Regions from separate parts of the Mus musculus genome. Here region 1 is linked to region 2. A link is a loop called in an ENCODE intact Hi-C map of the cell type or tissue named here. Cell type or tissue: heart. All regions are shown on one strand.

What was found. Hi-C counts contacts between places; a loop is a spot of excess contacts. Peaks named below come from ENCODE experiments on the same cell type or tissue, not always from the same donor. Only the 100,000 strongest peaks of a DNase experiment are listed, where the experiment ranks them.
Region 1: it touches region 2 in a loop (2.0-fold over the local background); 12 of 42 quality-filtered maps call a loop at or near these places.

Annotation. Positions count from the first base shown.
Region 1 is chr6:54,476,246-54,481,245 of GRCm38, reverse strand. The region is part of intron 2 of Wipf3 (WAS/WASL interacting protein family, member 3); the gene reads right to left. It also overlaps a transcript of Scrn1 not described here. Among named protein-coding and RNA genes, the nearest start is that of Gm44026, 12 kb to the right of the region's middle. In heart, a CTCF peak has its summit at 2,101 (motif pointing right); no DNase peak of the experiment used is centred here; H3K27ac peaks cover 251 bases.
Region 2 is chr6:54,427,103-54,432,102 of GRCm38, reverse strand. It overlaps Wipf3 (WAS/WASL interacting protein family, member 3), which reads right to left and starts at 2,417. Exons shown (of 9, transcript NM_001167860.2): 1 at 2,243-2,417. 9130019P16Rik (RIKEN cDNA 9130019P16 gene) reads left to right here and starts at 1,882. Exons shown (of 14, transcript NR_033635.1): 1 at 1,882-2,782. In heart, a CTCF peak has its summit at 2,517; DNase peaks (open chromatin) are centred at 162, 2,012 and 2,502; H3K4me3 peaks cover 1,793 bases; H3K27ac peaks cover 1,646 bases; H3K27me3 peaks cover 1,223 bases.

The DNA of each region.
Region 1 (5,000 bases), 49 kb before region 2:
CTGGGTGAGTGCATGGTTAGTGAATGAATGAATGATTGGATTGGCTCCAACAGGTTTAAGACACCCTGTGAGTTCTCCTGAACATACACTTGTGCCAGGGACACAGGCATAACCTGCAAGGAGCTATTTCCTCTGTATCAGAGTGCATGGCTGAGTAGCCACTGATGGTCACAGAGACCAGGGACCAGGTAAATCAGGCTCCTGGGAAGCCTCACGCAGTTCCTGATGGGGCACTGGGCTTTGAAAATCCTTGTTCTAGTCAGAAAAGTGGGGTGGTTACAAATGCTCTCATAGATTCTAAGAGACTGGAACTTTTGCTAACTCACAGCTGAGTTAACATACCCTGCGGTCACTGCTATCCTACTGTGGTCCTAGCCCTGTCTTTTTAACCCACTTTAAGACAGCAACAAACAAGCAACCTCACCTACCTTGGGTTGCCCATGTGATGAATTTTTTTAAAAAACGATTTATTTATTTTATTTATATAAGTACACACTGGAGCTGTCTTCAGACACACTCGAAGAAGACATTGGATTCCATTACAGATGGTTGTGAGCCACCATGTGGTTGCTGAGATTTGAACTCAGGACCTTTGGAAGAGCAGTCAGGGCTCTTAACCACTGAGCTATCTCTAGCCCTCCTGCCCCCATGTGATTAAACCTTTACAGCCTAAGCTAAGGCATGGCTTTAATCTTATTATATGGTCTCCCATGCCGCTGGCCCATGAGTAATTCACACACACACACACACACACACACACACACACACAGAGAGAGATTTACAAGACAGCATTCAGGCAGGCACAGATTCAGGTTCATATCACAGACAGATTAGAGACAAGAGAGAGACTCTGGCTTGCTCTTGGTTAAATTACTCCAAGATTGCTTTTCTTAATTCGACACCGGCATATATTGTGATTCTGGGCTTATAACTAATGGATCTATCTAATCCAGTGTAGAAAAGAAAATTAGGTTGCTCGATACAAACTCCTGGGCTGTGCATCATCAGAGACGCTGTGTTCTGGGCTAAACATAAGGAGTCCACCAGTGACTCTGGCTTGACTTAGACCCTCAACGTGTTTGAAAGGCCTAAGCTCTAAAGCCCGATCCGTGTTGCCTGGAAACACACTTTCTGAGCCTTTAGGAGAGGCTTGTGGATGCTGGTCGGTAACATAGCTGTGGACCGGGCTCTCCAGTTCCACAGCCTTCAGTACATTTAGACATAGTTCAAATGCTTTTATAATACACGTACAATAGGGTTATTTCTTACACAACGTGGTTTTAAAATACTCTGTACAAGCCATTAAAATCAAAGTCATTTAAAATGGAATGAGTAAAAGCATCAGGGCCCTGGGCAAGAGGGATACAACTGTTCTTGTAAAACTGACCTTAGGGTCTCAGGTGTGCTTTATGTGTGGCTAGGGATGCTGGGCAAGGAGTGTTCTGTAATTCTCTAAGTGCAGGACAAACAGCAATGGAAGTCCTATGCATGATGGTGGTTTTGAGGAAGGGGGAGGTTTATAATGTTCTGTTTGAGAGGCACTCATGTGGTGAGAAACTCCTATCCCCTTCCACTCCCCAGAGAAGGATCATCTCGTCTACTTCAGACTCCAGGTTTTAAAAATTGTATTTCATGTGTATGGGTGTTTTGCCTGCGTGTATGTTTAGGTACCATATGTTTACCCGGTACCCTCAGAGGTCAGAAGAGGGTGCTATATCCTCTGGGACTGGAGTAACAGAGGATCATGATCCTCTGTGTAGGCGCTGGGAATCAAACCAGGGCCTTCTGGAATATGAGGCAGTGCTCTTCCCTGCTAAACCATCTCTCTCCAGCCACTCAATTTCACTTACGGCCTGAAGACATCCTTACTCTCTGATTTTGCCCATTAACAGATGTTTCAGGTGAGGGCCCTGGAGACTGACGCATTGAAATCATTATCTTAATTTTGTTACTTATTTAGCACGGGCCTCAGTATGTGCCTGGGGATTCTTACATGACAGACTGACAAATGAACACATTCTCCAGCAAGCACACTGGTGAACATCCCTTCTCTCTTGACTCTCTCCTGCTCCTGAGTTTGTCCTGGCAATTTCCCACTAGAGGGCTCTCCGGCACCTGCCACCATAAGGCACCTGCCAATCTCTCTGTGAGGCAGGCCAGGCAAGAATTGCTAACTTCTGGGGGAAAAAAAAAAGCCATATATATATTTAGACTTAGTGGGTTTCTGACAAAAGGACACATTCATTCATATGTTGATGATTATACTACACACAGACAGTCATTTCTACTCAAGCTACAATATTTGTCAATCTTCCAACTATAGTGGTTTAAAAAAAAAAGACAACCCTAAGAATCCTTGTTACCATGGAGACAGGATAATGAAGCAGGAAGAAAGAGTTCCTAAATATCCACTGAGTATTTTTCCTCTGTGCCAATCCTCACCATTGGCAACTTCACTAAAATCATAAGCACAGGAAAGGAAGCAACCCTGGGCACTTTCCCTGTGGAAAACAAGCTTGCAAATTGTCTGAAACACCCATCATGACATCCCTGCGAAGACCACTCTTGTTTCTTCCCGATAACAATGTGACTGAGAACAAAGATCTGTCTGCTTCCACCCAAAGCCCTGGTTCACACAGTTTGCTACTGTACGACTCAAAAGAAGTCATCCAGGAGCTGGAAAGAATATGAAATCCCACAGAGGACAGGCACATGAGCCTTTCTCTTTGGATAAAGAAGCTGAAAGCCAGAGGTAAGCCAATAAGCAGATTAGAAATACCAAAATCAAATGACAGCAACACAGAGCCAAGGGTAGCAGTAGAGGTGGAGAGGTGGCTGCTCTGACTTGGATACATTATAAAAGCCATTTGTGTCCCTTTGCTGCTCCAGTAAATGAAGCAGCGGAGCTGCGGTTGTTATCTGGGCAGGGAGTGACAGTCTAGATCAGAACTTTGATGTGTCCTCCACCACACCTCTTTGCTTCCCTCTGCCACCTGGCCTCTGTTGTAACACTGTCTTCTGTGAGAAAGGCTGACACCAATGTCGCTGGTTCCCTCTCCTCTCATCTGAAAAGCTGCTTCTTTAAGAATACGTATTTATGTCTTTTTAATTTTATGTGCAGACCAAATGTGTGCCTAGTGCCTGAGGAGGCCAGAAGAGCCTCCTGGAACTGGAGCTACAGAGGGCTGTGAGTGGTTGAAGATCCTGGAAACCGAGTCCAGATCCTCTGGAGGTGTAGACAGTGCCCGGGGAGGGGCTTCTTTCTTCGGTGGACGGAGGTTTGCTGAGGGGACAACAGAGACCAAAAAGCAGAGAGCCAGTACCACATATTCCTCCCAAGGCTCAGCAAATGTCTCACAGAGAATGGGAAGGTTCTAAGGGCCAGAGCTCCCAGGGGCCGCTGTCAAACTGTCTTCCAGATGTGAGAGCCGCTGTACTCATAAGCTCTCTACAGTTGTGGATGCTACACAAGACTTTGTCAAGATCAATCTGGTCAATATCCTGGCATGCATGGCGCACGTGTGTGTGTGTGTGTGTGTGTGTGTGTGTGTTTGTGTGTGTTCACTAGTTGAGAAGCTACAGGTAGTTCATGACTACCAGAAGAAAGAAGTCAGATTTCTCAGAAGTAGGGGGTAGGTCCCAACCTATAAAGGCTAGTCCTACACTCATTTACATTTGGGTTACACTAATTAAACTCAATAGGTAATCTAATCTATCTATCTATCTATCTATCTATCTATCTATCTATCTATCTATCTATCTACCTACCTATCATCTATCATCTACAGAGTGTGGAAGGACATAAAAATGAAGGAAAGATGGGATAGAGCAAGCTAGAGAAAAGCTGAAGGTGGGGAGTGAGGGATGAATTTGATCAAAATAAAATGTATTCAAATATGAACGAGGAAAAGGGCCAGTGGTTGTCCCAAACCAAGCCAGGTACTTCTCTCAAAGGTGATCTAAACCCGTCCCTGTATTTGTTGGCGTTTGAAGCTAGCATATAAAGTAACAGGTTTAATTCTGACATGTCCATACACATTTTGTCCTTATTCACCTGGTCTCCTATTGCTCCTCCCTGTCCTCCTGCCTCTTGCTGGTCCCCCACACCCCAGAGCCTCCTTTCTGCTTTCTGGTCACAGGCGTTTCACTTGCTTCTTTCTTTTTTTCCTCTACCCCCCCCCCCCCCGTCCCTGAAAGTTTCTTCCTCCTTCTGATGAAGTCCTTTGTAGTTTCTTGACCCACCCTCACTTGCATATGCATCCTGAAATCTAGGTCCTGCATCTGAAAGAAATCATGCAGTATTGGTATTTCTGCATCTGCCCCCTACCCCCACTGAAATCTAGGTCCTGCATCTGAAAGAAATCATGCAATATTGGTATTTCTGCATCTGCCCCCTAGCTCCCTTCCCCCAACGACTCCAGTTCCATTCACCTTTCTGCAGATGTCAGATTTATGCTTTTCTCTTTATGGCTGTTGCACTGAAAAGGGGTGCACAGGTTCCCTGGCACACGGGGCCTGCACATTATCTCAGCCCTAGGCTACCCCAGCAGCCTCAGACTCGTGGGCAGACAGGTCTCAGCAGCTTATAACTGTCTTTGGCAGTTTATTGCCAAGCCTGGATCACAAGGACAGCTAGAATAGCCTCCCACCTGCTGCTGTGCTTTTTGCGCGGAAGAACACAGGGAACTCTGAATCCAGGAGAGAGACGGAAATATCCTGTGAAGGAGGGGTGGCCTACCCACTCTCCCCCATCAGGCCCGACACGATGTTCTCTGCACTCCAAATGGTACCTAAGTCATGCTGTTCAAGAACGAGGCGTTTTTGCCATACACAGTCTTATGTTTCATTTTTAGAATTCCAAATTGCAATTCAAATTCGTGAGCAGAATCAACGGCCTGTCTAACCTCTGCAAAAGCCGGATATCCACACCAAGGCTGCGCGAACACATGCGCAGAACTGTACTTGCTCGCTTCTTGCTTGGAGACAGGATGAGCGGCCCC
Region 2 (5,000 bases):
TCTCAACCTGTACTCTACGGTTGCTGAACAATAATCGCCTAAAAAGAGCGTTGCCAGGCTGGGCCAGCTGGCTGTCTCCCATTCCTGAAACTGAATGTTCTTAGACACACGCGCTCTCCTCCGCCCCTTCTGCTGCCTGCTGACTCAGTGTAGCACCAAGTCACACTCCCAAGTGCCTGAAACCGAGGCTCCTGGAAGGACTAAAAAGGGGTATACAGCAGCTCTACCAAGGCAGCCTGACATCTCTGCGCAGATTTGGGCACCAACAATTGGATGTGGGCGGTGCACTTCCAGTTTGAAGTGTACAGACCCAGGTCCCTGTCCTCGGCACACTCAGCTAACCCCTGTCTCTTTGCATTTCTCATCTGTGGAAAGGCACAATAGTTACAGGAACCACAGGGCTTGAGTTAATGCATATGGAAGCATCTACAGTGCCTGGCCATTTCCTGCTACTTCCCCACTGGTTTTCTCTCCCCTGTCCTTCTCCCTGTTTTCCTGATTTGGTTTTGCTTTAAAATGCATCTCTAAAGTACATTAGCTGGCAGACTTCAGCAGCCTGTGCCCTGCCATGCCCAGTGCCCTTCAGCATCAAATATCCACTTACGTTGTTATTGAAGTAAAAAAAAAAAAAAAAAAAAAAAGCCCCAAGTGATGTGCACAAGTCTAAAGCACACAACTTCCTGAGTTTCTATGTATGGGGAGCATGTCTAGACCTAAAGTGCCTTGAAGGTCTGCCCAGGCCAGTAGGAAGCCCAAAGGCAGTCCACTTCTGACCTCTACCACTACTTTACAGTTTAGAGAGGACAGCTTTTAGGAGAAGGCTGGGACTGGACAGGTAGTTTATCAGTGGAAACTCTGATCTTGTAGAACACTAGGACTCATTCCCAGCACCCACATAGTGGTTCAGGGACATTACATCCTTAACTCTAGTCCAGAGGATCCAGTGCCCTCTTCTGACCTCTAGGGGTTTCCTGGCACAGAGTCGTGCATAGACATACATGCCCGAAAAATACTTACATAGAAAGTAAAAGGAGTGAACATTAAAAACAAGGCTAGAGTGTCTGATGATTATAATACTAACTGGCAGCAAGAAACCCTCTCCTGGCCCTCTCTGAGGTGACGAAGGCAAAGACAGTGAGGCACACAAGCTTTTAAAGTCACACAAGTCTGCCCAACAAATGCTCTCACTTACATCCAAGGACCCCAGGCACAGAAGAGGAATACCACTGTCCCACTGGAAACTTTCCTCAGAGAGTCCCCAGACTGTGTGTGTGTCAGAGATACTTCTGGTTTTTCCTGAGGCCATTAGACAGGCTTCCTGGGTTTCTGGGCAGAACATCTACCCAACTCAGGTTCTCACACTCATGGCAGACACTCCAAGCACACAGAAGACATTGTTTCCACAGGGGAATGGATGCCTGGCATCCTACAGGAGAGCGTGTTCTTCTCCCAAGCTTGCTCCCCGTGAGCTCCTGGCTAGGTATCCGGGGGAATGGCCACAATTACCCAGTCCCGCACACCTCCAAAGGACTTTAAAGGCCATTTGTGGCCAGATGTAAATGGCTAGAGATAATGGATAGACAGACACATACACTCTCTGGCTCCTGACCTAGGCAGGCTTACAGATAAGCCTCGGGGAGTCAGGACTCAGCTCCTGGCCCGACTCTGTCACCAGGAACTGTGTGACCTTGGATAAGTCACTTTTTCCCTCAGGAATTGGCTTTCTTTCTGGGAAATGGTCCAGTATCCTCAGTCCTTGTCTGATTGTGCAGGTTCCCAGATCTCTCCTAATCGCCAGGGACCCTTCCTTAACATCCCCAACACAAGCAAGATCCGCCCTTTTGTTCTCAGGGGAGGGGTGGGGGGTGACGTGGGGGAAGGGAAGCAGAGCCCCCTTGGGGCATCAGACTAAGAGGCCTCCGTGCCAGAAGCTGATAACGGAAGAGTGCTGTCCTGGGAGGTCACCAGGGAGCCCTGAGGTGACCTGGTGTAGCCATGGTCCCTTTCCGACCCGTGGCGGGCAGGGAGCGAGTGGTTGCCGCTAGGGCTGCACGGAGCAGCTCCCAGACGTAGTCGCGGCTGGGGACTACAGTTTGGAGAGGGTCCTGGGCACTCTCACTCACCCAGCGTCTTTGACAACGCGGGAGGCCACTCTACCTCGGGACTGTCCCCAATACCCTCCGCGACAACCCCAATCGGCCACTTACTTAACCCAGGGCCCGGACGCGAGCAGAGCAGCTACCTGCAGCTGGCCGTAACCCGGCCGACTGGACTTTAGCTGGCGCCTCCGTCCCCGCTGTCCCCGTCGTCTCCGTCGTCCCCGTCGTCTCCGTCGTCCCCGTCGCCTCGAGGATCCCGGCTGGGCTGCAGACAGTGCCTGGCGTTGCTTCTGCGCGCCCGGCTAAGCTGGACTCTGCGCTCCTCGCTCGCTCCCAGCCGGGCTTAAGCGCTGCCGGGACGCGGAGGCGGAGCCGCCGCCCCCACCTGCTCCTGGCGGCCGCCCTGGAGCCTCGCCGCCCAGCGCACGGGGACGCGGTCCAGAGGGCGGGGTCGCTCTGGCACCCAGGAGGCGGTCCTGGCTGCGCGGCGGCGCAGCTCCCAGGTACAGAGTCCCGAGTGTGAGCCACGGGGACAATGGGGCCAAGGGCTGGAGTTCCCCTGCACGCCACCTCGTCTATATATTACAAACATTTCTGAGCCCTCGCTAAGCCCCAGACAGCGCGTATATGCAAGGGGACAAAAGGAGAATGGGACAGCCGGTTGTCCCGATGAGCACAAGCAGGTACTTACAATACGGAGCCAAGAGAACATCCAACGTGTACAAAGCAGAGGGACACCCAATTCAGACCTGGGCTTGAGAGGCAGGGGTGGGTGTGTGGGTGGAGAGAGCTGGGGGGCGGGAGGGGGAGGTAGAGAAGCTTGCTCTCAGAGATAGGTGAGCACAAAATATCCTGGTAACACAGGGAGGTAAGTAGCTTCCGGTGGGGCAGAAGTGGGAAGAAGGCAGTTTGAAATCTAGAGTGAAGCGAGTCTGTCCCATTTCCCTGTCCGGCTGTCCAGAGCTTGGAGAATGCTGGAGATTTATGCCTGAGGCTCCTGTGTACACTCAGCTGCTCCAAGTGCAGCAATTCAGGCTGGCATTTCCTGCCTCTCACATCTTAGGCATACTTGTGTTCTGGTTCGAAAAGGAAGGAAAGCTCAATTTGCAGAGAAGAATTATTTCCATGGCCATGTAGAAATCCCACCAGGTCTTCTACGGAGCCCCAAAGCACAAACTAGTTGCATGGCCAGTCATTTATCTTACAAGCTGGGCGGTTTCTGGAGGATATACTAATTCAGCTTTTTAAATGCTTGATTCAAAGTGATGGTGTCTGCAGAGTGGGGCTATTTGGGGCTGAAAACATCATGAAGTTGTTGTGTTCAAGAACCCAGTGTCTCATGGCACAAGTGGTCCTTCTTGCATCCTTTTTCTCTGGACATTGCAACAGGATTCAGTCTCTGGGAGCCACGTTCCAAATACCTAAGCCGCTCTCCCCATCGTCTCTATGGACAGAATCCAGAGTGATGACCAGTTAAAGACTAAAGACTATAGTGCCAGTGCCTTTCCTGATCACCGAGACTTTCTTAGCACACTAGCTGAGTTCAATTCCCAGTACTACCAAAAGAAAACAAAGCAAAGCCCCTCAAACAACAACAACAACAACCATAATAAACCTTATCAAAGTTAATATAGTAGGAATAGATGAGATAGCTTGGCTAGTAAAGGCACTTGTTACCTGGCGACCTCCATTGGATTGATAAATTGGAAGTGGGAGTTGTGTGTATCTGTGTGTCTGTCTGTCTGTCTGTCTGTCTGTCTGCCTCTGCCCTTCCATTCCCTATTCTCTTTATGCTTCAGTATCTAGTGATGCTACACCTAGATTTTAACCAAGAAACAACTAATGTGTTACCACCACTATCTACAACAGAGTAGAAGATGGAGACAGTGTGGTGTTGCTAAGCACCTGAGACAAAGCCAGCAGCTATCCAACTCTGGTCTATTTATTAGATGGAAAAAAAAAATGCTGTTTGTATAAACCACTGATATGGGGGCTTCTCTCTCTCTCTTTCTTTCTTTCTTTCTTTCTTTCTTTCTTTCTTTCTTTCTTTCTTTCCTTCTCTCTTTCTTACACTAGTATTTATTTATTTACTACCCATTTTGTTCCAAATAGGAGAGTCCTATTTGGGAAATAACAGTTTTTAGAGGTCCAATCTTACAGTTAAGTGTATTTCTAGTGGAAAAATGTAACTTGAGAAGAATAAACCTTCCCATCTCCTCCCATCGTTCACCAAACACCTGCGGTAGCTCACTTCCAGGTGTATGTTTATGATGGTTCTGCAACTTCTTGGGATCTTTAGTAGAAAGGTACCAAGGAAGCCCAGGTGGTTTGCAGCATGTCTTCGCTTCACCATGCCAAATATTTACAAACCAGCTCTTACATGATGAAAGTGCTCTGGTACTCAGAGAACAAAGATGGATTTGCAGCTCTGTCCTCTAGGAAGTAGCAGCTTAGCTGACAGGAAGGTGAGAGGGGCCCTGAGGTTCTGGGTGAAGGGTGATGCTTCCTGGATGGAGAGCTGATACAGAAGGGATGGACCTGCGGGAGGAAGTAATGATCACCTGAGCAAGCTCAGAGTTCAGCTTAGTGTTAAAAAGGAAGCTCAGAAGTTAACAGGCTTGTCCAAGTCAGGGGGTTTCTGAGAAGAAGAGCTGTATATGAAAATGAATCCACAACATTCCTTTCTGCCTCACTGCCCGGCCCAGAGCCTAATGAAGGGCATGTTCACTGGGGCAGCAGCTGGATACATCACACACGATGTCTCAGCTCAGTGGTACCCGGTGCCTTCATTTTGGTAGCTGCCATTCTATTACAATGGAAGCTCCTTTAAGAGAAACCCATCATTCTGGCAGTGATGACACACAACTTTAATCCCAGCACTTGGGTGGATCACTGTGAGTT